Linked DNA regions of Homo sapiens: region 1 is linked to region 2. The links are chromatin loops, found by intact Hi-C in ENCODE. Cell type or tissue: OCI-LY7. All regions are shown on one strand. Each heading gives the region's core, and the rest is flanking DNA. Links, peaks and the distances in the headings are about the cores only.

What was found. A loop is a pair of places that touch in the nucleus more often than their neighbours do. Peaks named below come from ENCODE experiments on the same cell type or tissue, not always from the same donor. Only the 100,000 strongest peaks of a DNase experiment are listed, where the experiment ranks them.
Region 1: a loop joins it to region 2, with 4 times the contacts of the local background. A loop is called at or near these places in 2 of 110 quality-filtered maps.

The regions. Positions count from the first base shown.
Region 1 is chr3:104,514,980-104,530,852 of GRCh38, forward strand. LOC105374021 (a long non-coding RNA gene) reads right to left here. Exons shown (of 6, transcript XR_007096271.1): 3 at 11,567-11,586; 4 at 8,270-8,410; 5 at 7,690-7,816; 6 at 289-5,657. Among named protein-coding and RNA genes, the nearest start is that of ALCAM, 840 kb to the right of the region's middle. RefSeq lists enhancers at 6,806-7,085, 7,582-8,781. In OCI-LY7, for the core only: no CTCF peak of the experiment used is centred there; DNase peaks (open chromatin) are centred at 7,162, 7,702, 8,312, 8,712 and 2 weaker places; H3K4me3 peaks cover 6,045 bases; H3K27ac peaks cover 6,653 bases.
Region 2 is chr3:106,247,344-106,263,216 of GRCh38, forward strand. No RefSeq gene overlaps it. Among named protein-coding and RNA genes, the nearest start is that of CBLB, 390 kb to the left of the region's middle. RefSeq lists a silencer at 4,324-4,383 and an enhancer at 9,357-9,716. In OCI-LY7, for the core only: no CTCF peak of the experiment used is centred there; DNase peaks (open chromatin) are centred at 8,718, 9,288, 9,558 and 10,008; H3K4me3 peaks cover 5,737 bases; H3K27ac peaks cover 4,805 bases.

The DNA.
Region 1 (15,873 bases), core at 2,500-10,499, 1.7 Mb before region 2:
GTGAGCCACAAGTGAGTGAGCATTACTGCGTGAGCTCAACCACTTGTCAAATCAGCGGCAGCAATAGATTCTTATAGGAGCCTGAACCTTATTGTGAACTGTGCAGGTGAGGGAGCTAGGTTGCATGCTCCTTATGAGAATCTAATACTTGATGATCGGAGGTGGAACAGTTTCATCCCAAAACCACACTCCCCCACCATCTATGGAAAAATTGTCTTCCACAAAAATTGGTCCCTGGTGCCAAAAATGTTGGAGACTACTGCTCTACATGGTGCAAGCACACACATATTTTACTAGAGATTTTTATTTGGAAACAAAAACAAAGGTTAATAATGTCTGCAGCAATCTTTAAGTTAGTCTCTGAGTTTGGAGGGTAGCCAGTGGAGAAGATTTTTGAATCTGGGCTGAATCAACTTCAGCTGGACCAGGGTAATCAATGGCAATCTGACAGAGTTATCTACTTTGCTGTTTAAATGTCATAAAGGTTGTCTAAACACAGGCCACTGTGGTGGTTTCTCTGGAGTCTGTTTCTCAACTATACTCACTTTAGCTCGTAGAACCTCAGGAAAAACAGTTTTAATTATTAGTGATTCCAAGTCAAAAGGTTGAAAAAAAAATGGAAATGATGTTTTGGAGATTTATAGCCAGATACACGATGAAATTAAAAATATTTGGTATTCAGTCCAGATAACAAATAAAAAATAAAATCTCAAAAATAATTATCTAAAATCTAATAACAGGTGTACTATAATTTTATTCTAAAACACGATTTTTTCTCTACTTCCACCTCCACTTCTACCAAAGATGTCTATGTTAAGACTAATTTGGTTGCAAAATAAGGTTAGTCTTTGGTGTGATTATTTACATAGTTTATTTATACAGATTATTTACATGGTTTAGCAAGAATAGTGATTGGTATTACAGGCTCTTTTTAAAGTCTGCTTTGCTGAAACTTTTTATAAGAAATCTCAAATTAGACTTCTTTTTAAAGCATCTCAAGACTAGGAAACCAAGTCAAAGATATGACCTTGAAATCTCCCTGCAATATCTGTAGTATCTGGATGAATTCCTCTCTGCTTGAGGTTCTCAAAATATCCTGACGTTTCAGAAGCTGCTAAGAAGTGGCACTCTTTACCTCCCTGTAAGACAACCATGTGAATTGTGTATTTAAGGTGCCAGGCCAGTTTTTCCAGGAACCTTTTTATTGGTTCCATAAAGTCAACCTTAATATCTTAAAGCACACTGGTCAATTTTAAAGGTATGACATTATGCTCAAAACCTTGGTAAAATGACCAGTGTTTCTAATTGTGTTCTGTTATACAAGAGAACAGATTCTTATTGAACTTATACAAATAACCATACTGCCATAAAATAAGAATACTCACAAATAGTTTCTGAAATCTGGAGGGGTCAGGTAAAGAGAAAGATAAATGTTTAAATGTTGCTCACAAAAGTATAGATTACCAAATTGCTATAAACCTATAGACAGTTTAAGAAAAAAAGTTTTCTTAACTTTAGAAAACAAAACGTAAAAAGAATCAGTAATGCTTCAAACAATGAAAAAAAGGCATAAAAATTATTTCAGTACAATGTAATTAATTCTTGTTTTGCTTGGTGTTAGGTTGGGAGTTTTATGAACCCATCAGTTTCTTCATAAGAGTTCTGGAAATTCTTATACAGTCCAATGACATGATTCTAAAGTTATCAGAAATCTATATTCAAGGGCACTTGTTAGGGTCTTTCCCATAATTCTCCTTGAAAAATAAGCAAATTTTAGACTGTAGCTGATTGCAAAGCACTTTTAGAAAGAGTATCAGAATAAAACAATTAACTGTGAACAATGAGACTTAAAGTAGCCATGGTTAAAGGTCTTATGGTAGCTTATTATCACCCATAGAGGACAAATAAATGTGGTAAGTTCTGTAGAATGTAAAATTTAACATAATATCCAAAAATTATAACTGACAACATACTAGATTTTTAGTAATCCCATACAGTTTTGGAACACTAACATTAATAACACATGCAGAACATTTAGCATCACTTACCTGACAATGCTTTCCATATAATTTGAAACATTGAATCAGGTTGATTAGTTTAATGTCTGTGCTTTAGGTGTTCAGGAGCCCACTGGCACTCCAAGAGTTATTTTGGCATCAAAAAGACCAAAGAAGGTCCCCAAATTTTGATTTTTGAGAAGTTTACTAAATATCAAATGATTAAAACACTTGATAAAAAATAGAATCACAGGGAAATATGAAATGCTAGTAATTCAGGGTAATAACTAAAATATTTTAGAAGCAAATACAGGAAGTTACATTTTTTGTAGAAAAACTTATCTTTAATTCAGTTTTCCTAAATAATCAAAAGGCCTAGTAAAGATAACTGAGGCACATATAACATGTTTCTCTCTTTCCCTAATTTTTTTTTTCTTTTTGTCCTTTACTCCAAAGGTGAACATAAAGCTTTTATTATCTCTTATTAATACTACATGAATATCCTTAAAAAGCAATTTCTAGTTTTGTATCAGTGTACTATTAATGATAAGTCTCAATTTTAAAACCCTTATATTAAATTTAGTAAATTTTTATCAGTTTAACGACACAGGATTTTTTTTCACTGTCTTTCTTTTCCCAACCTTCTATATTTATTCAGGTTTAGCTCAGTCATTCTTATCTCCATTTACTTATTTTGAGTCAACCTTTAAATAACCTGTACCTAGACAAAATGATTTCTTTCCTCAACAAAAACACGTTTATACCTTATAACATCTTAATTTGCCTGTATATTTTGTATACAGAATTGTTTCCTTTATTATTAGTAGTTTTAAGTATATATATTAATATTCAGTGACATAATCCTAATAATCTTAATTTCTAGTGAAAATCTAGGAAGTAAGCAACTTCAAAGTCACATACCAACCCATTTTATGACTATATACTTAATGACTTCTAGAAACATAGATTTCCTGATAGAACATATTTCCAATGTGGAAAAGGACATATTTGCTAACAAGCCCAAATATATTTTATCTTTCTATAAAATGTAAGATGCCAAATGTAAATAAACTGAAACCTATGTTGAGCAATTAATGTTTCAATCTTTTATCTTCTTTAGAAATGAACTAGATATTAAATGAATAGCCATCATTTAATTTAACTTAGCAAAATTCTAAGGATGTAGTTATCAAAGAGATACATCTTTATCTCACTCATATCTATTTGATTTACTGTTTTTTAAACCAACAATATTAAGCTAGTTTTATTTACAAAAAATGTATTCAATTCATATGAATTTGAAAATAATTTGAGTTAGTATCTATAATTTTAGGAGCCTAAAGTATTTAATATATGCATGTTCATTTGTCTTTTAAATCAATTTGAAATTCAACGAAGGGATTTTGTATCATGTGGACACAACAGATATCATAGATGTATATGTGTATAAACATAAACAATCATACAGATAGATACAAATATCTTATAGTTTTTTTCAAAAGAATGCTATCAAGTCCTAGAGAAGACAGGGTGAGAGATTTACATCTCAAAGGCATAGAGAAAGAACATAAGTTTTCTCAAGGAGCTTTGGGTGCTTTAGGTGAGACAAAGAGGAAGATTTTAAATGAATGCTAAGGTAATATAAAATCATAAGAATTAGAGGATTTTACAATAAAGTACACATGAAACTGCCTTTGCAAAAAATATGACTGAGACAATTATTATAGCGAAAGAGGTTTGACCTAACCAAATCCATCTAGCTTCTAACCTCCAAGCTATCTTTGTTCATTCCTGGGCATAGGTCAAACTAATTTTGGGAGACACTTAGTTTATAGTTTAGCATTGAAATAGAGGTGATAACAGCCCTTTCCCCAAACAAACCCCCTTTCTGCCTGGGGGACCAGACTGTCTTTGCAGGACTATCAGATTATGTAAAAGATTAGAAATTATGGTTTAGGAATCATGCAGTTGGAGGCTGCAAGATTCTAAACATCCCAAATTGTTTCTTGGGATAACATTACTATTGTAAAACCTAAGATCAATGTTTGAGATATTTTGCAGACCCTGCACTTGATGGATCAGCTAGCACTACCCAGATCCAAAAACTGGCTCATCTGGTCTTGTGGCCCCCACACAGGAACAGATTCAGCACAAGAGAACAGCTTCAACTCCCTAGGATTTCACCTCTGACCCAACCAATCAGCAATCCCCACTTTCTGACCCTCTACCCACCGAACTATCTACAAAAACCCTGATCCTCATGTTTCCAGAAAGATTGATTTGAGTAATAATGAAACTCTGGTCTCCTGTACAGCCAGCTCTGTGTAAATGAAACTCTTTCTCTATTGCAATTTCCCTGTCTTGATAAATCGGTTCTGTCTAGGCAAGGTGAACCTATTGGGCGGTTACATACAGATGAACCTAAAAGACAATTCGGAAGCCTGTTTCAAATAACTGTCTGATTGTCAGTTGGGTCTGACTTAGTCATATACCTGAGTCTTTTCTTACCTAAGCATGCAAAGAAATGAAGAAGGTAGAAAGTAAGAATTTGCCTTCTGCCGTAATAACTGGTTGCTGTAACATTGTTAGTTACCTTTAAAATTGTAGCTCTTACCAGTGACTTGTCAGTTATAAAGCAAGCCTTGGTACTCCACCTCCTAAGAGCCAGGAGATTAGGGAGCTTCATATGAAAGATAATAGAGCCTTGGACCTGAGAGGAACTGACTTCTCACTCTTAAGGCTTCGTGAGGAGGAAAAAGAGGGTCAGTGGCACCTTTTCTTCCTTCCTCAAAGAGTATCAAGATGACAAAAGAAATGGGGGCAGAGGTAAAAGGAAGAACAAATCCTAAAGCAGCAAACTGGGGAGTTTTCAAAAAGGTCGATAAAGTTTTATATTATTCTCAGCAGAAATCATGCCAACAAAAAAGGAAGTAGACAGAGGAACGAACATATAATTAAAAGGAGCTTCTGTGGACTAAAAGAAATTCCATAGTAGAAACAGGATCCAAAACAGAAAAAGCAGGGAGGCTTTTAAAAAAATTGTAGCCTGAATATCAGCTTTTAATTAAGTTAATTTTTGACCATAAAGCTCTTAAAAAAGAAATCTTTAAATATCTCATTAGAGGTTTTAGCCAAACAAACAGCAAACACTTCTGTTTCCTGGCTTTTCTTTCCTTGAAATTTGCATTTAAAAAGGAATTATTTCTCAGGTAAGACTGGAGAGAGAATTTACATCTCAAAAGACAAAGAAATAATGGAAGTTTTTAGAAGTTCAGGGTAATTACTAATCAAATTTCTTCTTTTGAATATAAAATTTCCTGTTAGCTCAAATGAGAATGCAGGAAGCAAACAGAAAAAGGAAAAGTTAAAAAAAAAATTATTCTCTGAATATAAACCAAAATCTTAACTAAAGATATATTTAACAAGTGACTCAAGACCAAACTACGTAGCCTCTCTATGGTTGTAACCAAGGACTCCAAAGACGAAACAGAAAGACGAAGTTCTTCCAAGATTCAGACCACTCCCACAGACCAGCCAAAAAATCAAAACTTCACTAGCTGCAAATGAGGTATAACTCACATTTCTGTTTGGCTATATTCTTGGGGCTCCTAAACTTTTGGTTGTCCACCTGTGCATGAAGGCCAGATCATTTCATATGACCTGGATAGATAAAACATCAAAATAAGAGATCAATCAATAAGAAAAAAAACAACAACAAAAACAAAACAAAACAAAACAAAAAAACCAGAAAAATAAGTCATCCACATTAGGGTTTTAGGAGCAGAACATATCCAAGTCACACAGCACCAATGCATGTTCCCGGCAGTAAATCTGTACTGGTCTGCCACAACCTCAATTCTTGCCTCCTCAGAAGAAATAATTCAACCCAGGAGGCATAAGGGGGAAAGAGACAAAGGCAAGATTTAGAGCAAGAGTGAAAGATTATTAAAAAGCTTGAAAGGCCAGGCAAAGTGGCTCACGCCTGTAAATCCCAGCACTTTGGGAGGGCTGATCACTTGAGGATCAGGAGTTGAAGACCAGCCTGGCCAACATGGTGAAACCCTGTCTCTACTGGGTGTGGTGGTGCACACCTGTAATCCCAGCTACTCGGGAGGCTGAGGCAGGAGAATGGCGTGAACCCAGGAGGCGGAGGTTGCAGTGAGCTGAGATCGTGCCTCTGCACTCCAGCCTGGGCGACAGAGCGAGACTCCATCTCAAAAAATAAATAAATAAATAAAATAAAGGGGGTTTAAAGTAGGAATGAAAGGAAGTACACTTGGAAGAGGGCCAACGGGGCAACTTGAGAGATCAAGTGTGCGGTTTGACCTTTTGACTTTGGGTTTTGTAAGTTGAGATGCTTCCAGAATCTTGCATTCATTCCCCCCCGATTCTTCCCCTGGGGTGGGCTGTCTATATGTGCAGTGGCCTGTCAGCACTTGGGAGGGGAGCAGGCACAGTGTGTTTACTAGAGTTGTATGCATGCATACACTTGAGGCGTTCTTCCCTTATCAGTCAAATGTCCCTAGAAAGTCATATACCAGTTAAACTCTGCCATTTTGCTTCTTAATGTGCATGATTGAGCCAACTCCTCCAAATCCTGACATCTTGTCAGGAAGCTATTGATCACCAGTTTCAGGTGTTTCTGTTTATTCGGAGACTGCCTTTCCCTGGCACTGACTGTGAACAATTATTATTTTAGAGAGACAGTTAACAACTGCCTGATCATCACCTGATGGTCACCTGACATTCCTGGTGTGTGTGTCAGGGAGTTGGGGAAGCCCTTTCCTGCTCTCTTCATGTCTGATTAGCTACCTACCGTAACAAGGGGTGGGGATGTAGGGATCATTAATGAATGTCAAGAGTCATACAGATAGTTTCCAAATCTCCAAATGTGTACCTACTTCATCTGTGACTCAAAACTATTATAATAAGCCCTTTTATGGCTTAAAATCAATAAACACAAGAATTTCATTTCAAAAAGGGTACACGCAACTCCTCCCAATATTTAAAGCTCCTCCCAAAGATAGTGAGGGAAGAGAGAGACCTTCTCATATTGTTTTACATTGTTTCATACTCAGTACCTATTTTAAGAAGAAACAAGGAAGTGAAACCAAAGGCAGGCAGCCCGGCACCAGGCACCAGACCCAAAACCAGACCCGAAACCAGGCCTGGGCCTGCCTAGTAGCTAAAAATCAACTCATGCCTTAGCAACCGATGTTATCCATAGATTCCAGACATTGTATGGAAGAACATTGTGAAACTCTCTGCTCTGTTCTGTTTCACTCTGACTACTGGTGCATGAAGCCCCTGTCATGTACCCCCTAGATTGCTCAAATCAGTCACGACCCTTTCATGTGAAATCTTTAGTGTTGTAAGCCCTTAAAAGGGACAGAAATTGTGCACTTGGGGAGCTCGGATTTTAAGATGGTAGCTTGCCGATGCTCCCAGCTGAATAAAGCCCTTCCTTCTACAACTTGGTGTCTGAGGGGTTTTGTCTGCGGCTTGTCCTGCTACAATAGCTCAAGAAAGCAAAGTTGGGCTGGGCACAGTGGCTCATGCCTGTAATCCCAGCATTTTGGGAGGCCGAGGTGGGTGAATCACGAGGTCAGGAGATCGAGACCATCCTGGCCAACATGGTGAAACCCCGTCTCTACTAAAATACAAAAAATTAGCCAGGCACTGTGGCACGCACCTGTAGTCCCAGCTGCTGCTACTCCAGAGCCTGAGGCAGGGGAATCGCTTGAACCTGGGAGGCAGAGGTTGCAGTGAGCCAAGATCACACCACTATACTCCAGCCTGGCGACAGAGTAGGATTCCACCTAAAAAAAAAAAAGAAGAAGAAGAAGAAGAAAGCAAAGACATTAATTGTTAGGCAATGAAGGCTGAGATAACAAAGGCAATTTTTTTTTGAGAACCTACACATTTGGAAAAACAGACATTTCAGATTCCCAGCCTAGTATATGTCTGGCAAATATGCCCTCCTGGGTAGTGAAGACCAGAAAATAAATTTGGGGATTACAAAGCCAAGTTTCTCAAGACACAAAAACAAGATGAAAGGAGAAGCTTATTATGGTTTTTCTCCTTATACCAAACCACACAAAGGACAGAGACAAGAAAAACAAGGACCATTTTTGGATGTTTAAAGATTAATTATCAATAGGTATAAAACAAGTCCACAAGGGACACAAATTTAAAGAACTAACTTTTAAAAATATTTTCTCTCCTTTAAATTTAGAAAGAAGGAAACACGAAAATGGAGTTTCACCACTCACCTGACTAGTCCTAAGGCAGAAACCCAAGGAGGATTACTGGTAAGAAATTTCTTAACTTTTTCTTTCTTTTTGCTGGCGTCTGTCAGTTTCCGTGGTTTCTGGCTGCAGCCTCGGGTGTGGGCAGAGTGATTTGCTATAATCCTGCCAAAGATACCAAAACTGTAGAGAAGTTCAAATTTTCCCCCGAATGTTGAAGTCTGAGTCTGCTGAAATGAATTGACAATAGACAGATTAACAGGAGAAAAGGGATACAGATTTATCAATGTGCACATGGACACGAGAGGTCTATGAATATGAGATTGAAAGAAGAGCCAAATGACAAAGTTTTTATATTTTATAGAAAGAAATTGAGGCTTGGAGCATGGTGACAGGTTATGGGTGAGAGATGGGGAAAAAAGACTTGGTGACAAAGGCTGTCTTTTTATGCAGTTGAAGCCTCGCAGGTAGCAGCCCTCAGAGTAGACAGTAGTCTTTGGTAAAAGTTTCACTGTCAGGACTTTGTAAGTGTTAACGTTTTCATCTCCTTTTCTTGTGAGTTAATTTTTCCAAGATCCAGATAAGAATACCTTAATAAAAAGCCTCTGCATTTGCTATTTACTTTACTAATGAAAGTTTTCTCTACAGATGCAAATCTCCCCCACAAAGGATAGCTTCCAGAGCCATACTTGTGTCTGCAGTCCTTCTGAATAGCCATTTCAAAATATGCCAGAGAATTATATTTCGAGATGGCATATTTTAATTTTATTCTCTCTATATGATTATTAATCACTTTTTATGTTTAAAAAATGAAAAGCAACATAACAAGATTGTAAGTAAATACATTTTAAAATCTTTTGGAATACAAAAACTTATAACTCAACTTTAAAAAAATTAATTTAAATTCATAAAATTTAATCATAACTTAAAGTTATGATTTAAACTTAAAGTTAAGTTTTAAAACTTAAAAATATCTGGCCAGGTGCGGTGGCTTACGCCTGTAATCCCAGCACTTTGGAAGGCCGAGGCAGGCGGATCACCTGAGGTCAGGAGTTTGAGACCAGCTTGTCCAACATGGCGAAACCCTGTCTCTACTAAAAGTACAAAACTTAGCCAGGCGTGGTGGCCGGTAGCTGTAATCCCAGCTACTCAGGAAGCTGAGGCAGGAGAATCGCTTGAATCCAGGAGGCAGAGGTTGCAGTGAGCAGAGATTCCGCCACTGTACTCCAGCTTGGGTGACAAGAGCGAGACTCCGTCTCAAAAAAAAAAATCGTATTTTTATTTTGTATATAATTAGCATTACAAAATAATTGTTAAAAACATAAAATGTTATGTCTGTGATAGTTCAGAGTGTGAGTGAATGAGACAGCTAGGAAATTTAATACTAATACGCAATAAATATCATTTTAAAAAATAAAATAGATGTTTTCCACAGTCTATTCATTCCTATATTTTTTAAAATAGGATAATTTTTTTCCTACTTTGAAAGGACTTCATATTTTTTACAAGTGAAAAATAATTGTATTTCAAGACATCTCATAAATGTATTAAGTTTAGGCTCAAAAAATGGGATAGCATTTGCTTTTGTATTTATGGTTGTGGTTCTTTAGTCAATAGATGATTTTAGCAGCACAATTCTTCCATAGTCACTCTTCATTGACATTATGGTTAATTATGATCTCCAGGACACAAGATGTCTACTTGCCAAAATGAGTTGAAGTTGACTCCTTTTGCCATCGTCCAATGCTTCATCTTTACTCCCCTGTCCACTCAGTGGAAGATGGAGGAAAGGGTTTATCAGGGTGTTGTTTACAACACAGTGTCATAAAGTGATTATTATCAATACTATTTCCTTTCACTTATTTTACCTTGTTTCTTTAGTAGTAGAGATTATAAAATAAATTATCCTCAGATCAGAACCAGATGAAGAGAAATGGAATAGGTCAGTGGCTTAAGAAAATTACATTACAAAAATCTGAATTGCTTTTATTATACATGAAGAGATTGTCTGCCTTCAGTAAGTGAAATGAGAGGGCAAAAGACAACTTAAATTTTCAAGGTTTGGTTAGCCATGTGAGTGTGAGTGTGTGTGTGTGTTTGCACACACAACTAGGCACCACAAGTATCTCCACCACTACAAAGGAAAACCTTGTCTTAGAATAGTTTACCTTTAGTAATGTCAGAGCACTAAAGGCAATACACACTAGACTTAAGGGTGAGTGTGTGTTTGTGTGTGTAAATTAGATGCCAGATTTCAAATCGCATTGTTAGATCATGGTATTTTTTATCCATGTTTTATCTCCTAGGCATAAATTGTGTATTTATGTTATTCAACTCTCAATAGATCTTGGGATGATAGATCACAATAAATCTCAAAGTTTTCAATATGGAGAGGATTTATCTGCAATACGTGTTGCATTTTATTAGTGCTTTGCAGTACATTTCTGTCACTGGAGTAAAAATATTTTCAGTTCAGTAATTAAATAAGATACGCTGCCTTAAGTTATGATAAATAATATATTTATTAATATCATTGTTTGTATATATAATTCTGCTTATAGATGCATGTGCTTAAATTCATATGCATATAAATTTATGAATTAGGCCTACTTTATTACTTCACAAATAACTAGATTTTAAACACAGTTTATATAAAATGATTTCTATGATGAGCACTTCTTTAAATTCAGAACATAATTAGTAACTAAGTATCAGCTCCTTTTTACTTACTGGCATCTAGAAACTTTCATCGTGTAATGCGTATGATCCAATACTGATGGCAAACAACATCTCAATTATCTGTTTATTATTAGTTTCACTTTTTATGAAGTTTATACTCATTCCTAAGACATAAAATCAACATGCCATATAAGCTTGCATTTAATATCCACTACCAATGTAGTATCTAGTACAACCCCAAGTGTACACATATGTGGACCTATAAATATGTAATCACAAATCACCACATCAAGAAATAGTCTCTCCTCACTGTATCTTTAGGGAAATCTTGGATACAGGCAATTGTAAAATGCAGTATTTCACTGTTATGATATAATCAGATGACTAGATTAAATGATGATAAAATGCAGTCATATGTAATGTTTTTTAAGTGTACAAAAAATTCAAAAGCATTATTTTTTCCCAATATTACTCTACCTATTAGTGTTGCTACTGACAAGACAGTAAGTTAGCTGTGTGAAGGCTATCTGAAATCCCTTCTGGTATCCTAATTTTATTCCATATATATGGATTAACATACTATTCTTTACTCCTTATAAAAAGGCATAATGATAAAGTAAAAATAACCTCAGTTCTACTTACATATCTGTTCCAGTGAAGCCCTGCAAGAAAGTAAAATAGAAGTCTTTACTTCATAGATTTTTTAAGATAATGTGCATAACTAACAAGTTGCCAGAAAACCATGATGGCATGATCAATGCTCTTTGGACTTCAGAGACACAGAATCATTTTTATCAAATTAATGCATCAGGCAACAAAAGCATTCTAAGAGAAACTAAAGTATTAGCAAGAAAGAAAAAAAATCTAACCTCAAGGCAGGCTTCAGGGGCAGGTGATATGGGCAGTCACACAGAGCCCAATGCTTAGAGAGGCCCTTGCTTGTTAAATGCTCTGCTGTCACAATCTGAAATGCTTAAAAATTATTGAACAAGTGCTTTCCATTTGTATATTTCACTGGCCTGTGCAGATTAGGTACCCAGTTCCGTCTAACCTCTAAAGAAAATCAGCAACTTTACATAGAGCCCTTAGTTAGCAGATTATTCTAATGAAATTGCCTTGGCAAAAATTGTAAGAGTGAGAAAAGTATGACAGTAAAAGGGATGTGACCTAACTGACTCATCTTGCATCTAACCTCTATGCTGCCCTTGTTCATTCCTGGGCATATGCTGAACTAACTTTGGGAGAAATTTAGTTTATAGTTTAACTTTGAAACAAAGATGATAACAGCCCTTTCCCAAAAGAAACTGCCTTTTTGCATGGGAACCAGACTGCCTTTGTAAAATTAACAAATTAGCCACAAAGTTAGAAGTTACGGTTCAGGGGTTATGCAGCCGGAAGCCACAGGATCACTCACTTCCCCAAATGCTCCTATAGATAACATTACTATGATAAAACCTGAGATTAGTGTTTGAAGTATTTTTCAAACCCTACACTTGATGGATCAGCTGGCACCACCGAGATGGATAAACTGGCTCACTCATCTGGTCTTGTGGCCCCTATCCAGGAACCAACTCAGTGCAAGAGGACCGCTTCAACTTTGTATGATCTCTCCGACCCAACCGATCACCACTCCCTACTCAATGCCCCCATACCCACCAAGTTATCCTTAAAAAAACCCAATTTCCAAATTTTTGGAGAGACTGATTTGAGTAACAAAACTCCAGTCTCCTGTTCAGCTGGCTCTGCGTGAATTAAACCCTTTCTCTATTGCAATTCCTCTGTCTTGATAAATCAGCTCTAACTGGGCAGCAAGCAAGGAGAGCCCATTGGGAAGTTACACTAAGGGCCATTTGATAGATGTGTCAGTTGTTTCATTCTTGTTCTACATTTTCACCTTGAACCTTCCTTCATCCAAAATATTTCAAACCTCTCCTTTAAGCTGGAGCATAGCAAGAAAAATATATCTTAGTTATCATTATAAACTCAATGCCCAGCACATAAATAGTACCCATTAATTAAATGCTTGCTTAATTGAATTGATTGTTATAGTGTTTACAGAGTATTTATTAGAAATAATAATTGTGTTTTTTTATTTTATTATTATACTTTAAGTTTTAGGGTACATATGCACAATGTGCATGTTAGTTACATATGTATACATGTGCCATGCTGGTGCACTGCACCCATTAACTCGTCATTTAGCATTAGGTATATCTCCTAAAGCTATCCCTCCTGCCCCCCATCCCACAACAGTCCCCAGAGTGTGATGTTCCCCTTCCTGTGTCCATGTGTTCTCATTGTTCAATTCCCACCTATAAGTGAGAATATGCGGTGTTTGGTTTTTTGTTCTTGCGATAGTTTACTGAGAATGATGATTTCCAATTTCATCCATGTCCCTACAAAGGACATGAACTCATCATTTTTTATGGCTGCATGGTATTCCATGGTGTATATGTGCCACATTTTCTTAATCCAGTCTATCATTGTTGGACATTTGGGTCGGTTCCAAGTCTTTGCTATTGTGAATAGTGCCGCAATCAACATACGTGTGCATGTGTCTTTATAGCAGCATGATTTATAGTCCTTTGGGTATATACCCAGTAATGGGATGGCTGGGTCAAATGGTATTTCTAGTTCTAGATCCCTGAGGAATCGCCTCACTGACTTCCACAATGGTGAACTAGTTTACAGTCCCACCAACAGTGTAAAAGTGTTCCTATTTCTCCACATCCTCTCCAGCACCTGTTGTTTCCTGACTTTTTAATGATTGCCATTCTAACTGATGTGAGATGGTATCTCATTGTGGTTTTGATTTGCATTTCTCTGATGGCCAGTAATGGTGAGCATTTTTTCATGTGTTTTTTGGCTGCATAAATGTCTTCTTTTGAGAAGTGTCTGTTCATGTCCTTCGCTCACTTTTTGATGGGGTTGTTTGTTTTTTTCTTGTAAATTTGTTTGAGTTCATTGTAGATTCTGCATATTAGCCCTTTGTCAGATGAGTAGGTTGCGAAAATTTTCTCCCATTCTGTAGGTTGCCTGTTCACTCTGATGGTAGTTTCTTTTGCTGTGCAGAAGTTCCTTAGTTTAATTAGATCCCATTTGTCAATTTTGTCTTTTGTTGCCATTGCTTTTGGTGTTTTAGACATGATTATGTTTGGTACCTTGAAATTATGGTAATAAAGTTCATATAAGATATGAATGTTTAATGAATAGATAGCAGTTCTACTAATATTTTCTAGGAATTCTACATAATGAAATAACAAACACCATTTTTGTTTTCCGAGTGTTTAAACTGAGGCAAAAATAAAATTTAAAATTGAATAATCATTACTTCTCTCATATGAAAACTAATAATATACATGTAAATAAAATCAAAATATTTTACCCCAAAATATATTTTTTGGCATGCTTTAAAATGGCTTCTGTAGGGCCAGCAAACAGAAGTGGCCTTGCAAAGTTGTCTTTTGTGGAGAAAAATTTGCACTTGTGGCGAATGTTCATTAATGTTGCCAGGCCTTTTCTACGCCTTTCCTAGACTGAGGAGAGATTAAGAGTCTGACACCTTTAAAAGTCTAGAAATAAATATTTACTATCCATTCTCTCTGAGGAAGGCTTCGTCTACATAACAAGGCCACCTTTGCTAGCCAAGCCTCTTCTTTTCTCTCTCTCATAACCTGTCTTACCATTAAACCGGATTTACCAACAATACCTGTTTTTGGCCATGCTCCAATTCTTTCTGTAACCTAGAGATGGTATATAAGCTTCTGTAACTTATTAGGTCTTCATTCCGAAGGCTCCCATGCATACATATGCATTAAGTAGATTTGTATGTCCTTCATCCTATTAATCAATCTGCCTATTGTCAGTGATTTTTTTTTTTTTTTGAGATAGAGTCTCGCTCTGTTGCCCATGCTGTAGTGTAGTGGCATGATCTCAGCTCACTATAACCTCCGCCTCCTGGGTTAAAATGATTCTCCTGCCTCAGCCTCCCAAGTAGCTGAGATTACAGGCACTCACCACCACGCCTGGCTAATTTTTGTAGTTTTAGTAGAAACAAGGTTTCACCACGTTGGCCAGGCTGGTCTTGAACTCCTGACCTCAGGTGATCCACCTTCCTTGGCTTCCCAAAGTGCTGGGATTACAGGTGTGAGCCACCGTGCCCAGCCTAATTTCAATGATTTTCAGTGAACCTCCAGGGGGCCAACAGCAATGGTCCCCACATAAACATATCTACAAAAAATATTGTATAACTCAGGTTTTGAGAAAAAATATCTCTTGTTAACATCATTGAATTGTTTCTTGTGAGTTTAAACAAGCAGAGAAAATGTGTGCATTCCTGACAATAGCCTCATTATTATGCCTGTTTTTCTATATTACTTGAATCCCAAAATTTATGTGTTTCCTTCAACACATTCCTTCTTAAAAAAACTGGCTTAATAGACAGTTTTTGGTGAAAGTTGTTCCTTAAGTTTTTATGTATGTCAAAAAAGTTAACTCAATTTAAGATATGCTCATCCAATCAATAGAAAAATATATTTATATTGACTGATCAATAGTATTGTTTTAAATGCCTAAGAATCAAAAGTGGAAAGTGAGGGCCAGGTGGCCAACTAGACCCAGCCAGGTGGAACAGCTCTCGCTGGGGGACCAAGACAATTGGTGTGCTCCTAACAGATTTTCAAAGGGAAAACACTGAGTGTGGACAAAAGGAAGACATAGAAGCTGGGCTGAAGGGGGAAGAAGCTGGGGACCCTATATGGGGCTATCACACACCTGGACTCCTTCCTGGCTCCCAACAGCTTCAGGGGAATGGGTGATTTGAACTGGCAAGGAGTTTCCTACTCTTGCCATGGGCCTCTGGAACTCCAGCAGGAGGAGACCTGTTGACCACCATGGACACTGGAGTTGGCAGGGAGAGCTGCTTAGAGAAGTGGTAGGGGCAGCAAGCT
Region 2 (15,873 bases), core at 5,309-13,308:
CACATGTAACAAGCTGTTCCCCAGACATTCTAGTCTTCAGTCAAAGCCTCATGTTAAACAGATGTCCTTATGTTCAAATTTTGGCCTTTTTTCACTCTTCATATCTCTCTGAGTATTCATCAAACGTTTCTTTATTGTTTCCCATTTCCAAAAGATTTCTCAGTATAGCTATCACATCGGTAGTAGGGTAGTAAAGACCATAACTCTTGATATCAAACACATAGATATAATTACATAGTCGTTTGGAAACAATATCACATGCAGTTCTCTAACCCTATGGCTTAGCAAAGATATCCATTGGGCAGTTGGGATGAAAGCAGGAGTTGGAGCGAACCATCTACAAATAAGTTCAAGTACGATGGGCTTTTGCACTACTATCCTCAATTTGATTTGTTTTATACATTACAGTTGACTTCATATCACTACCTTAACTTAAAGTGGTAAATCAAATATTAGACTTTAAGCATGATAGAAAAGCTGCTTTTTGTAGAGGTGAGAATATTAGGGTCCCTTAAAATAAAATATATTAGGTACCATACACTCTTCCTACCTTTAGAACTATTTCCTATAGTTATTGGTGCTTGTAATAGTTATTCTAGTTCATTGAGACCACATTTATCTTCTGGACCTCTCGCCTTTGTAGATCCTGTGAGACTCTCTGGCATTTAACGCTTCTAGCAACAGTTAATCATTATATTAAATTCTTCACATTAAAAGTTTGACTCTGCAGCAGTCCAAAGGGTATCAATATGCTGACATAACATTTTTAACTTACTATCTCTCCAATTCTTTCTCATATATCTATATGTGTAATAGATACACATAAAGATTATGAAGTTATCCATGAACTTTCCATAAGTTAATGATACAAAGTATCATGGTGAGTATAAAATTTGCTTCTCATAAAAGACAAACATATCTTTTGTTGCAGATAACGCTATTGCCATCCTAAAGTTACAGCTAGATTTTAGCTAAAGTTGGAATTATAAAAAGATGACTTAGTAAAACACTCTAACCATGACTAGTACTCATATGGCCTCAGACTGTTTTTCATAACAAGTCTTTTTTGAATATATAATGACATGAAACTGACTAGTAAAGGTTTGTGGAGGGAAGTGGCATTTCTATAAAGCTGTTTCAAATGACATCGCCTTTGGTGCAGATGCCAAAAGAGACAGTTATGAAACACTTGAGGCAGTGAGCACATTCTCTAATCATTAGCAGCCTGTTCAATCATTTCCATCTCAACTTACTTCAATTCCAGATCAAGGAGATTTTTGTGTGCCTATGATGTAAAATGTACCGGCATTGTTAACTTCACACCTTAAAAAAGGCAACATGTAAAAATGAAGTATAAGTGGTTAGAGTATTATATACATATGACTGGTATATCAAATCAAAAATCAAGATAAGATAATAATTATTTTCAATTTTTTAAAACACATGGTTGCTGTATACAGGATTATTGTTAGAGTTTGGTAGGTATATTTACAAATATGAATGGTAATATTATTCAGGTTTCTATGCCTGACTCTCATCCTTCTTGCTAAACCTTATAATACAAAGATTCTGAGAATAATTTAAAAGTATTTTAGAAGAACAAAAAGAAAAGGAAAGGCAAAGCCCAGAAAAAAAATTTTAAAAATTAATACAAAGGTAATTTTATATTTTCAAAATTCACTACAAATTTGATAAATTTCTAATATAACATATAGAGGTTTGATCTCAAATTAATAAATAATATGTACATATCCTTGTGAGTGTTGAGGGTACACACACATACAGTGAATTCACCTTGTCTATAAATTGAACCAATTACCATAATTGAAACTCTGGGTGGGAGTCTGTGATTTCCATCAATAGGCATGGATATAATTAACCAATAACTATGGAGGATGTGGTTCTACAAAGTTACAGATTTTTTTCTAGCATCTACTGGAAGCACATCTGTTATGTCATATGTTATTGGCTCACCATGACTAATGATCCAATACACTTTAAAATATTTGCATAAGACTTGACTTCTATGTTTACATACTTACGAAACCACCATCATTTCCCGCCCTTGTCTTTAAAGTATTTCCCTTGTTCTAATTTATCCAGTTACATATATCACTTTATCTTCACACACATATACTGTTCTTTATTATAATATGTACCAAACCAAGCACAATAAAAAAATCACAGCTGGCATGTGTATAGATATCTTCTGTTTTATTGCACATCATTATTTACTAAAAATAAAACTTCAGGATAGATTTTGCAGACTTAGGAATCCCTCAAATTTACAAGGGTTCACATTCACATAAAAAACTTTTTTGTGAACATCGACAAATAGTCGAACATATCTATCATACAGATAGTTGACATATCTGTATCTATCATTTATAACATTATCCCTGAACAAAAGCTCTCATTAGAGGTCTAATTTTCTGCATTTTATTATATAGGACTCTGGGTGATGTAGGTAGGCTGATTTCTCTCCCTCCCCACTTCCTTTCCCAGATCTTAAATATACTACTACTACTATTACTACTACTACTACTGCCACTGCTACTGCTGCTACTGCAACTGCTGTTACTACTTCTACTACTACTAAGCTGGAGAAACTTAGAAAGTCAACTCTGCCCTTTACTCACTCAGTACACATTTACTAAGGGCCTGCAGTGTGCAAATCTCTGTGCTAGATGTTTTGAACATATAAAGAATATATTTTTATCCTTGCCTCAGAAAAAATTGCTGAGATCAGTAAGAAATACAGATATCACACAGAGTGCTCCACATAGACAAGATAAAAGTGAATAAATAGCTGACTGCATTCTGTTGGAAAATCTGGTGTACTTGAATTTATGCCCAGTACAATTGCTGTCCTGTCTACTTTGGTTGAAAGACATCAAGTTACATGTATAGATACTTGATAAAATAAAATGACTTCCAACAAGTAAATGTATGTTCTCTCTCTCTCTCTCTATCTTTATCTTTCTGTCTATCTTTATCTCTCTCTCTATCTTTTAGAGTCAGGGTCTTGCACTGTTACCCAAGCTGGAGTGCAGTGGCGCCATCATAGCCCACTGCAGGCTTGAACTCCTGAGCTCAAGTAATTCTCTTGCCTCAGCCCCCTGAATAGCTGGCACACACCAACACACTCAACTAATTTTTTTGTTTTGTTTTGTTTTTTTAGAGACATGGTCTTGCTTTGTTGTCTAGTCTGGTCTCTAACTCTTGACTTCAAGTGATCCTCTTGCCTTACCCTCTCAAAGTGCTGGGATTATAGGAATTAACCACCATGTCTGGACTTTTGTTTTTTCTTATTGAAATTAATCGGCTTTAAAATAATAAACATTTACTATTATTTTTATCAGAGGCCTTGCTTAATTCAAATTGTACCCCCAAAACCACTATCAGTCTTTGGTAGTAGATGTCATGTATAGGTATGTTGATATTACATGAATGGCCCACCATTTGTCTGTAAGCTGAAGATCACTTTTATAAAGTAAAGAGATGCTATACACAACAACAAAAAATAATAATGAGAAATACTGAAAAAAATAATAGAAAAAATGTCCAATAACTGAACATTTCTTTGTGTCTCTTGGTTGTATTCTATGTGGATTTTTTTTCTAAAAACTTTTAAAATTTAAACTCTTTAAATGCTCACTGCATGTCCTGGCAAATCTCCAGGTATTCTGAGCACCTGCTCACCTGGATTGGCAACCTCAGTTGTCACGCCCTTCCTGTGCAGAGATCTGGGTGCAGAGGAGGCCCTCTCTGCTTCATGCCTAGGCAGATGTCCAAGCTTTTGGAGCACTCACTCTCCTGAACTAGTAGCCTAAGTCATCCCAGTCCTCCTGTGCAGAGACCATGGTGAAGCAGGGCCCTCTCTGCCCAATCACCAGGCAGATCCCCAAACATCTGGAGCACCTGCTTGTTTGGATTAATAGCCTGAGCCACCATTCCCTTGCTGTGAAGAGACTGTGGTGCAGTGGGACCTTCTCCACTTCATGCCCAGGCAGATCTCCGTGCACCTGGAGTATCCACTCTCCTGGATTAGGAGTTTAGGCTACCCCCATTCCCCATGCTGAGAACTTGGGGGTAGGAAGGTTTTCCAATTCCATTTTTAGACTCACCTCTGGGCACATGGTGGCTGCCCACTGCATTCTTCTTTGGTGCTGGTGCTGATGCTTGTCACTGGGGACCTGTAGTTGGGCCTAACCGGTCCAGCTCCACCCATCCTGTCCCACACTAGAGCTGAGTGGGGAGATCAAACCATTGTGTACTCCATGTATTAGCTCATTGCCTGAGGCAACAAGAGCTTCTCCTAGTGAACAAGGGTCAAGTACATAACCAGTTGCATTGGCTGCAGCCAGCTCTTACCTGTAAGTGCCATCTACTGGCTTGTGGGTCAAACCACATGGCCCAATGTAAAACCTACCAACAAAAGTTAATAGGGCTAAAAGACCTTACCCAACATTCCATAGTAACACTGCCTAAGGAAGAGGGAAAAAACCCCAAAATACCCTAATAATGTAAGAAAAGAAATAGGAAAGAAAGAAGAAAGAAAGAAAGAAAAAAGAAAGAAAGAAAGAGAGAAAGAAAGAAAGAAACATGGATTCTATCAACATGAAAATAATTATAGAAATAAGAAATGCAGCCGGGTGTGGTGGCTTGCGCTTGTAATCCCAGCAGTTTAGGAGGCCAAGGCAGGTGAATCACTTGAGGTCAAGAGTTCAAGACCAGCCTGGCCAACATGGTGAAACCCCACCTCTATTAAAAATACAAAAATTAACTGGGTGTGATGGTGGGTGCCTGTAATCCCAGCTACTAAGGAGGCTGAGGCAGGAGAATCACTTGAACCCAGGAGGTGGATGTTGCAATGAGCCATGATAGCACCACTGCTCTCTAGCCTGGGTGACACAGTGAGACTCCATCTCAAAAAAAAAAAAAAAAAAATCCAGTGTGTCTAGATGTGAAGGAACCAGTATAAGAATTATGGCACCATAAAAAAATCTGAATGCAGTGACAGCACTAAAGAATATAACTAGCTCTCCAGCAATGGTCCCCGACCAAAGTGGAAACTCAGAAATGAAAAGGGGTAAAGAAAGGGAATGCGTATACCTACTGGTGGGAATGTAAATTAGTCTTAGCAATTGTGGAAAGCAGTGTGGCAATTCCTCAAAGAACTTAAAACAGAATTACTATTCAACTCAGCAATCTCATTAATGAGTACATACCCAAAGGAATATAAATCATTCTATCATAAAGATAGAATGCACATGTATGGTCATCACTGTACTATTCACAGTAGCAAACATATGGACTCAACCTAAATGTCCATCAACAATAGACTAGATAAAGAAAATGTGGTACATATATACCATGGACTGCTATGCAGCCATAAAAAAGAATAAAATAATGTCCTTTGCAGCAACGTGGTTGGAACTGGAGGTCACTATCCTAAGTGAACTAACACAGAAACAGAAAACCAAATACTGCATGTTTTCACTTCTAAGTGGGAGCTAAACATTGAGTACCTGTGGACACAAAGAAGGGAACAACAGACACTGAGGCCTACCTGAGGGTAAAGGGTGTGAGGAGGGTGAAGACTAAAAAACTATCAGACACTATGCTTATTACCTGGGTGACAAAATAATCTGTACACCAAACCCCCATGACATGCAACTTACCTGTACAACAAACCTGAATATGTACTTCTGAGCCTAAAAGTTAAAAAAATAAATAAATTAAAAGCATGGATTGCAAGGTGGCTCAACAAGATCCAAGACAAGTTTGAAAAGCAACACAAAGGAACATCTAAAGCAATCCAGGAAATGAAAAAAGAAATAAACGTATTAAAAAGAAATCAATCAGAGGTTCTGGAATTAAAGAACTCACTTAAGGAATGTGAACGTAAAACTAAATGATTTATTAATAGATGAGAACAAGCAAAAGAAGGAATTTCAGAGCTCAAAGAGCAGTCTTTGAACTAACCTACTCAGACAAAAATTTTAAAATGAATTAAAAAATAAACAGTCTTCTATAAATATGGGATTATGTAAAGTGACTAAACCTATAAATTGTTGGCATTTCTGAGAGAGAAGGAGAAAAAAAACTAAACAACCTGTTACATGTATTTAAGGTAATAATTCAAGAAAATTTCTCTCATCTTGCTAGAGAGGTAGATATCCAGATATAAGAAATCTAGAGAACATCTGTGAGACACTATACAAAAGGAACATCACCAAGGCATAGGGCCACTAAACTAAACTGTCAAAGGTCAACGCTAAGACAAAAATCTTAAAGACAGCTAGAGAAAAGGGTCATATCACATGCAAAGGGAGCCCTGCAAGGCTAACAGTACACTTTTCAGCAAAAACCTTACAAGCCAGGAGAGATTTGGGACTACATTCAGCATTCCTAAAGAAAAGAAATTCCAGCCAAGATTTTTATATTCTGCTAACCTAAGCTTCATAATTGAAGAAGAAAAAAAAATCTTTTCTGGACAAGAAAGCACTAAGGGAATTTGTTACTACTAGACCCACCTTATAAGAGATTCTTAAGGGAGTTCTAAACATGGAAATAAAGAACAATACCAGCTACCCTCCAAACACACTTAAATACATAGCTATGAAGCAACTACACAATAGAAACTAAATTACAAAGCAATCAGGTAACAACTTCATGATAGAAATAAAACCTCATGTATCAATATTAGCCTTTAATGAAAACAGCCTAAACACCCCACTTAAAAGGCACCAAGTGGCAAGTTGGATAAAAACACAAGACCCATACATCTCCTATCTTCAAGAGATCCATATCACATGTAACAACATCCACAGGCTCAAAGAAAAGGGTTAGAGAAAAATTTATCACTCAAACGATAAACAAAAATGAGCAGGGATTACTATTCTTATATCAGATAAAATATACTTTAAACCAGTAACAGTAAAAAAGGACAAAATAGGTCATTATATAATGATAAAGGGTTCAATTCAACAGAAAGACTTAACTACCTTAAATATATATGCACCCAACTTTGGGGCACCACAGTCATGTAACAAGTATTTCTATACATATGAAAAGATGTGGAAAGCTACCCAATAATAATGGGGGACTTCAACACACCACTGACAGCATTAGACAGGTCCTCAAGGCAGAAAATTAACAAACAAATTTTGGAGTTAAATTTGACACTTAACCAGTTGGACCTAACAAACACCTCCACTCATCAAACACAGAATATATATTATTCTCATCTGCACATGAAACAAACTCAAAGATCAACCACATGCTTGACCATAAAACAAGTCTCAGTTAAGTTTTTAAAAATTCAAAATTACATCAACCATACTCTGAGACCAAAGGTGAATAAAAATAGAAATCATTACCAAGAAGATCTCTGAAAATCACACAATGACAGAAATTAAGTAACTTGATCCTAAATGGCTTTCAGGTAAAAAATGAAATTAAGGCTGAAATCAAAACAGTCTTTGAAATAAATAAAAACAGAGATATAACATACTAAAATCTCTGGGATGCAGCAAAAGCAGTGTTAAGAGGAAATTTTATATTGCTAAATGTCTACATCAACAAATTAAAAAGATCTCAAAATAACAATCTAACATCACACGTAGAACTAGTAAAAACAAGAACTAATAAAAACCAAACTTAGCAGAAGAAAATAAATAACCAAAATGAGAGCAGAACTAAATGGAATTTAGACCAAAAATTCATACGAAGAATCAATGAAACCAAAAAGTTAGTTGTTTGGAAGGATAGACAAGATTGATAGAATGTTAATTATATTAACAAAGAAAGAGAGAAAATCCAAATAAGCACAATCAGAAAAGGCACAGGTCACATTACAACTGATCCTACAGAAATATAAAGGATACTCAGATACTATTATAAACATCTCTATGCAGAGAAGCTAGACAATCTAGAGGAAATTGATAAATTCCTGAAAACACACAACTTCTCAAGTTTGAATTAGGAAGAAATTTAAACAGACCAGTATTGAGTTCCAAAATTGAATCAGTAATTTAAAAAACATACCAACTAAAAAAAAAAAAAAAAAGAAAGAAAGAAGGAAAGAAAAAGGAAAAGAAAAAACCTTGGACCAGATGGATTTCCTCCAAATTCTACAAGATATACAAAGAGTTGGTACCAGCTCTACTGAAACTATTTCAAAAAATCGAGGAGGAGGTATTCCTCCCTATCATTCTACAAAGTCAGCATCATACTGATACCAAAAGGTGGCAAAGACACAATAACAACAAAAGAAACCTACAAGCAAATATTCTTGATGAACATAGATGCAAAAATCCTCTACAAAATACTTGTAAACCAAATCAAGCAGCACATCACAAAGTTAATTCAGCACAATCAAGTAGCCTTTAATCCTGGGATGAAAGGTTGGTTCAACATATAAAAATCAATGAATGTTATTCACCACATAAACAGGATTAAAAACTAAAACCATATGATCATTTCAATAGACACAGAAAAAGCTTCCAGTAAAATTCAACATCCTGTCATAATAAAGACCCTCAAGAAACTAGGCATCAGAAGAACATACCTCAAAATAATACAAGTCATGTATGACAAACTCATAGACAACATCATACAGAACAGGGAAGTTGTAAGTGAGACAGCCAGGTGGGAGGGGGCCCCTAGAGGAACTCTAACCAGCCTGCCCACTGGACTGGAACCTCAGAAAGTTTGCACCCTTTGCAATGCGGAGGAGCCCAGCCCCTCCTCTTCCTGTGCGGAACCTGAGATTCAAATAGCCAGGTGGGAAGTGCTCTAGCAGGGTACTCTGGCCGTGTGGAGGATCCGTGTCCTTTCCCCACCCGCCCCCCGGCCCTTTTCACCCAATAAAACCCTGCTTTACTCACCCTTTAAACTGTCTGTGAGCCTAAATTTTCATGGCTGTTGGACAGACAAGAGCCCCCACATTTTTACCTGAACTAAGGAAAAGTTATGCAACGTTTTTGCCGCAAATGAGGGGCTCCAGAAGTGGTGAGTGAAATGGGAACTCAAAACCTCTCACTGTGATTTCTAAGCCTTTTCAACCTCAGACGTCTGAACTTACAAGAAACTGCACCCCCACTCCTTGTCGCTTCTGGGGTTTGAACCCCCATCCCTCTCCACTCCTGGGGGTTGGGGGCCTTTTCATGGCCTTTTCCTTCCTTTCTCAGGAAGAACCAAGGAGCAACAGCTCTCAGCCCCTCCCACCTCCATGCTGGGGCTGGGACGCGGTGCCCAAGGGTCCCACACAGCCAGCAGGCTGGTTCCCAGCCATGCTGCAGCAGCTTTCCCCTTCCCCAGCCAAACGGTTTCAACTCCACGGGACAGTAATTAAACTTTTCTCCCCAGCGGAGGAACCACTTGCCTAAGAATAAGAGGTTCTTCCCCAGATATTTTTAAACTGTTTCTTTTCTTTCCCCTACTCTACCCCATCAACAAATTAACCTTTAAAGTTTTTTTGGTTTTGTTTAGCAACCCTGCCTTAGGGAATGGTTCTTTCTGGTTTGATATCTGCATGTGGCCCTATCTCTTAAAGGGCCCCATCCAGCGACTGACTTTTCTTCTGCTTGTCTGTGTGTGCTCTACGTATGATGTCTGTAAAAAGAGCTCCCTGGCCAGCATGGTGAAACCCCGTCTCTACTAAAAATACAAAAAATTAGCTGGGCATGGTGGCGTGCACCTGTAATCCCATCTACTCTGGAGGCTGAGGCAGGAGAATTGCTTGAACCCGGGAGGCAGAGGTTGCAGTGAGCTGAGATCACGCCACTGCACTTCAGCCTCAGCAACAGAGAAAGACTGTCTCAAAAAAAAAAAAAAAAGAAGAGCTCTAATTACTTTGGCGTAAAGAAAGACAAGTGCCTGGATCTAATAATTTTAAGAAATAAAAGCTATGGTACCTTCCAGTTCTGTGACTGTAATCTTTGAGAAATAAAAACAGCCCCAAGGACTATTGGTAAAATGCAGGCCGGATGCAAGGTTTGCTAAGTGTTTTGAGGTTACGAACTGCTTTTTGGGTTTTGAGAACTGTCTGTCTTGCCTGCTTCACAATTGGTAAGGCCTGGGGATATATGGAACTAACCATGCCCTTAACTAAGAAGGCAAACCTTGACTGTAGTTAGCACATAATTAAAGCTAATGTACCAAGTTTTACCTTAAAGTTAACAATTGCTAGGAGTTACCATTATAACATGTAATTGAGACTACTGAAAACAGATTTACATGCAAGGTGTATAAGAACAGTAAAATCGTGTGTGTGTGTGTGTGTGTGTGTGTGTGTGTGTATGTGTTTTGTAAAAGGTTATAAGAAGACATGGAAATGTAAACTTTGGCCTAGGGTTAAAGGATTATATTGAGTTAAATTAGGAAAAAGCTGAAGTTTCAAAGAAGTGGTGGAAAAATTTTGGAAATTAATCTTGCAGAAGAGGTTCTCAGTGTGAGCATATTGACTAAATTAAAAAAAGTATTACATGTTTTTTCTCAATATAAATTGAGCTTCAAAATAAAAGCATAACAAGGTTTTTCTAAGGTACTAATCTTCTCTTTGGCAAAATTTGTAAAGGGTTATCAAAGGCTTTTGCTTCTTTAAAATTTCTGAGTCATCATTTTGGCAAAATAAATAATTTATGGTAATCTGGATTTCTATTTCGTAATATCAAGTGTTTTAAATCTTGAACATTTAACAGCATTCCCCAAATCAAACTTCAGTTTCAAAATTGTCTTCCCTGGCACCTGGCTTTTCAAATACTTCGGAGAGCCACTGAAGTGTCCGGAAAAGAGAGGTAAGCAGGATTATTTCACAAGTTTAGGTACATGGGATTGCCAAAATTATGCTCAATCTTCTTTAGGTTATATTTTTGTGAATAATGCTAACATATGTCCCAAAATTGTATGGGATTTCTAAAATTTTAATGTATAAGTGTATGCTATCAATCATAATTAAGGTTGTTAAGTTATCGTAAACCACGGAGATAACCAAACTTTGTTGTCAATTGTGTTTTTGACTGTGACTACCCTGGACATTTTGCTATTCACAGATAATTATTGTCTTGTTTTAATCCTTTTCAAAAGATGGTTTATAATTGGCTATAAGATTTTAACAGGTGCTCTCAAATACAGACTTCCGATAACTTTGGATACTGTAACATTTTAATAAAGGAAAATGAGCAGGACTTGTGAAGAGCTGAAATGTTTACGAATATCAAGAAAAACAACAGTTAATTAAATAGACTGAACTCAGGAAGCTGAAGCAACCTTTTTGACTTTTGCTTGGAATATTGCTGATCCTTCTTTTTCAGAGTCAATGAAACTTTTGAACTATTTACAGCCTTTAATAATTAAGTAAGGTATACACTCCTGTAATCAAGATTTGGAGCATGTTTGTTTCTCTCTGCCTGGTTCCTCTAGAATTTGGAAACGATGAGTATTCTTATGGCAATATAGTTGTTTGCATTAGTGCAATAAGAATCCAGTTTTCGTTAGAATGGCGATCATTAAAAAGTCAGGAAACAACAGGTGCTGGAGAGGATGTGGAGAAATAGGAACACTTTTGCACTACTGGTGGGACTGTAAACTAGTTCAACCATTGTGGAAGTCAGTGTGGTGATTCCTCAGGGATCTAGAACTAGAAATACCATTTGACCCAGCCATCCCATTACTGGGTATATACCCAAAGGATTATAAATCATGCTGCTATAAAGACACATGCACATGTATGTTTATTGCAGCACTATTCACAATAGCAAAGACTTGGAACCAACCCAAATGTCCAACAATGATAGACTGGATTAAGAAAATATGGCACATATACACCATGGAATACTATGCGGCCATAAAAAATGATGATGAATTCATGTCCTCTATAGGGACATGGATGAAGCTGGAAACCATCATTCTCAGCAAACTATCACAAGGACAAAAAAACCAAACACCACATGTTCTCACTCATAGGTAGGAATTGAACAATGAGAACACATGGACACAGGAAGGGGAACATCACACACCGGGGCTTGTTGTGGGGTGGGTAGATGGGGGAGGGATAGCATTTGGAGATATACCTAATGTTAAATGACGAGTTACTGGGTTCAGCACACCAACATGGCACATGTATACATATGTAACTAACCTGCACGTTGTGCACATGTACCCTAAAACTTAAAGTATAATTGAAAAAGAAAAAAGAATCCAGTTTTCTTTTCCAACAGAACACAATTGGACAAAGTGGTTATTTTACCAAGGCTTTGACTGGAAGGGTATGCTTCCCTTTAAGGAGTCAATCCCGACTTGCAGAGCCAATAAAAGCCCAGTGGGAAAACTGGCCTCATACCCTTGCCTACACAGTCCCTATACAGGGTTCCTGACTGGTGGTCAGTAAAGAATGTCACTTTCTAACAGGTCCAAGAGCCCCAAGTTTATTTTGGGACTTTAAGATGAAAGGATTACCCAACTCACAGGTATTTGAGGATGCAAACCCATGGCTGGGCTCGGCTTTCAACGGTCTTATCTGAAATTCCTTGTGGAATAAACTGTCATCAAAGCCAATCCGAAAGGCCTATGTAGACATAATTATTCTTGTTGTACTTTCCATTTAGTCCTATGATGATTTTTTTTAAAAATGAGGACTGGAGAAAGAAAGTAATCATGTTTCAAAACTTATACATTTGTCATTAAATTCTAAACTCAGTCGTTGTTTTTAAGGTTTTGCCTACATTTTAGACTTGCCCTGCTTGCTCCTGTGAACCAACCAGCAATTCCTGGCTTCAGTTCAGAAAGAACAAGAGGGATGGGTAATGTAGAAATGTGGATCAATATTCTAGTTCTGAGAACAATTACCCTGCAAATCCTACCAGGTGATTGGAATAAATAGGGTGCCCATCACTCAGAGGTTTCCCTTTGGAAAACTAAGACCAAGGGAACTAACCAAGGCCAAGCACCATGCACCCAAATCTTAGCAAGCATAACTATAGCCACCAGTTATCTGAGTGCATCCCAAGACTTCCTCTTCTTTCCCTTGGAGAGAAAACTCAATTCCACAGTTTCACGTTAGCATTTGGCTTATGTTAAGGAGTCCATGCAATGCCCCCTGAGACACATTTTTGTACCAGACTCAATTCCAAGCTTCGAGTCAAAGCCCTAGGAGGGAAAACTGGATCTGAGGGATACAGAGGCAGACGATAATGGAAGTTGAAAGGCACGGTGCAGGTAAGTGTGGCTGATTCCTTTCGATTAAGCCAACCCCAAGCTTCCTGTTTCATGGATAAAGGCCACGTTAATATCCATGGCATAAATGAGGTCTAGGGAACTCCAAGGCTATTGACAGTAGGTGGGAAAGAGACATAGGTGAGAGCGGATAATTCCTGTTCTCTAGGCCCCCTGCTTCATGGGTGCAAGCTGCTTTGCTACTTACGGTGGCACCTGCCAAGGTCGCCGGAACTTGGGAATGCAAGAACAGAAGACAGAAAGAGGACTTTTTCCTCTCTCCCTCATGTGCCTCAGGTATCTGCTAGGAAGAGAAGGGAGCCAGGGATGCCTGTTTCCCTCTTTCTAGATGGGTAGCCATTCATCTTCAGTCTGTACCCCTTTCACATGCATCCAGAACCTCTGGGACTCCTTTAAAACATGCCTTCTTTTTTCCTTTCTTCTCCTTGGATTTCTCTTCACTAATAGGTAGTTGTGTCTCTGTACTATGAGGCACTCCCCTCAGATGCATCCTCCAAACTAGAAAGAGTTAATTTCCCAAACCTTAAACTGGTTGGCTTAGGATTGGGTTCAGAGAAAGCAATAAAAAATAAAGTATCTAGGAATACGTCTAACCAAGTAGGTGAAAGATCTCTACAAGGAAATCTACAAAACATCATTGAAAGAAATCATAGATAATACAAATGGAAAAACATTCCATGGATTGGAAGAATTAATATTATTAAAATGGCCATATTGCTCAGAGCAATCTACAGATTCAACACTATTCCTATCAAACTACCAATGTCGTTTTTCACAGAATTGGAAAATAACTATTCTAAAATTCACATGGAACCAGAAAAGACCCCAAATTCCCAAAGCAATCCAAAGCAAAAGGTAAAGCCGAGGTATCACATTACCTGACTTCAAACTGTGCTGTAAGGCTATAGTAACCAAAACAGCATGATACTGGTTCAAAAACAGACAGACTGATGCAACAGAATAGAAAATTCAGAAATAAAGCTGCACAGCTACAGTAATCTTATCTTCTACAAAGGCAACAAAAATTAACAATGGGGAAAAGTCCTCTTATTCAATAAATGGCACTGGGATAGCAGGCTAGTCATATGCAGAATAAAACTGGATTCCACTTTTCACCATACACATTAATTAACTCAGGATGGATTGAAGATTTAAATTTAAGATCTCAAATGATAATAATTATACTAAAAACCTAGGAAATACCCTTCTGATATTGGCCTTGTCAAATAATTGATGACTATGTCCTCAAAAACAATTGCAACCAAACCAAAAATTGACAAGCAGGACCTAATTAAACTGAAGAGTTTCTGCACAGCAAAAGACACTTCCAACAGAGTAAACAGACAACCCACAGAATGCAATGAAGTATTTGCAAACTATGCATCTGTCAAAGGTCTAATATTCAGAATCTACAAGGAACTTAAACAATTCAAAAAGCAAAAATCATTCCATTAAAAGGTGAGCAAAGAGCATAAACAGACACTTCTTAAAAGATGACATATACATGATCAACAAACATGAAAAAATTCTCAACATCCCTAATCATCAGAGAAATGCAGATCAAAACCACAACTGAGATACAATCTCACACCAGTCATCATGGCTATTACTAAAAAGTCAAAAAATAACAGATGCTGATGAGGCTGCAGGGAAAAGGGAATGTTTATACACTGTTGGCAGGAACGTAAATTAGTTCAGCCACTGTGGAAAGCAGTCTGAAGATTTCTTAAAGAACTAAAAACAGAACTACCATTTGACCTAGGAATGCTGTTACTGGGTAAATACCCAAAGGAAAATAAATCATTGTACCAAAGAGACACATGCTCTCATATGTTCATCACAGCACTCTTCACAATCATAAAGACATGGACTAAATCTAGATGTCCATCAATGGGGGATTGAAGAAAATGTGGTACATATATATCATGGAATACTGCACAGCCATAAAAAAATGAAATCATGTCTTTTGCAGCAACACGGATGAAGTTGGAGGCCATTATCTTAAGTGAATTAGCAGGAACAGTAAACCAAACACTGCATGTTCTCACTTGTAAGTGGGAGCTAAGCCTTGGGTACACATGGTCATAAAGATGGAAACAATATTAGGCACTGGAGACTACTAGAGAGGGGCGAGATGAAGCCTGCAAGGGTTGAAAAACTACCTATTGGGTACTATGCTCATTACCTGGGTAATGGAATCATCCATACTCCAAACCTCAGCATCACACAATATACTCATGTAATGAACCTGCACACATACCCCCTGAATCTAAAATAAATTTTGAAATTACTGAAGAAGAGAAACAAAAGGAGGAAATCTTATGGGAGTCAAAGACACTGTGGGTCTTGGTGCTGCCCCATGCCAATAAGGTGAACTGATAGATCAATCACAATGAGTATGAGTTGCCATACTGCTATTGCTCTTCAGAACTTAAAACATATGGCTGCTTCTGCACTTCTGTCTTCTCATGGAAAATATCTTTTGTGGCCAATGCTGCCGAGAACCACATGAGAAATATAGTTCCAGGCTGGCTGAATTGACACATAGAGAGCTAACAAAGTTGCATAACTAGTCTATATATATATGCTATTGCAGCATTCCTATCTTTTCTCCACATGAACTTTGGGTGA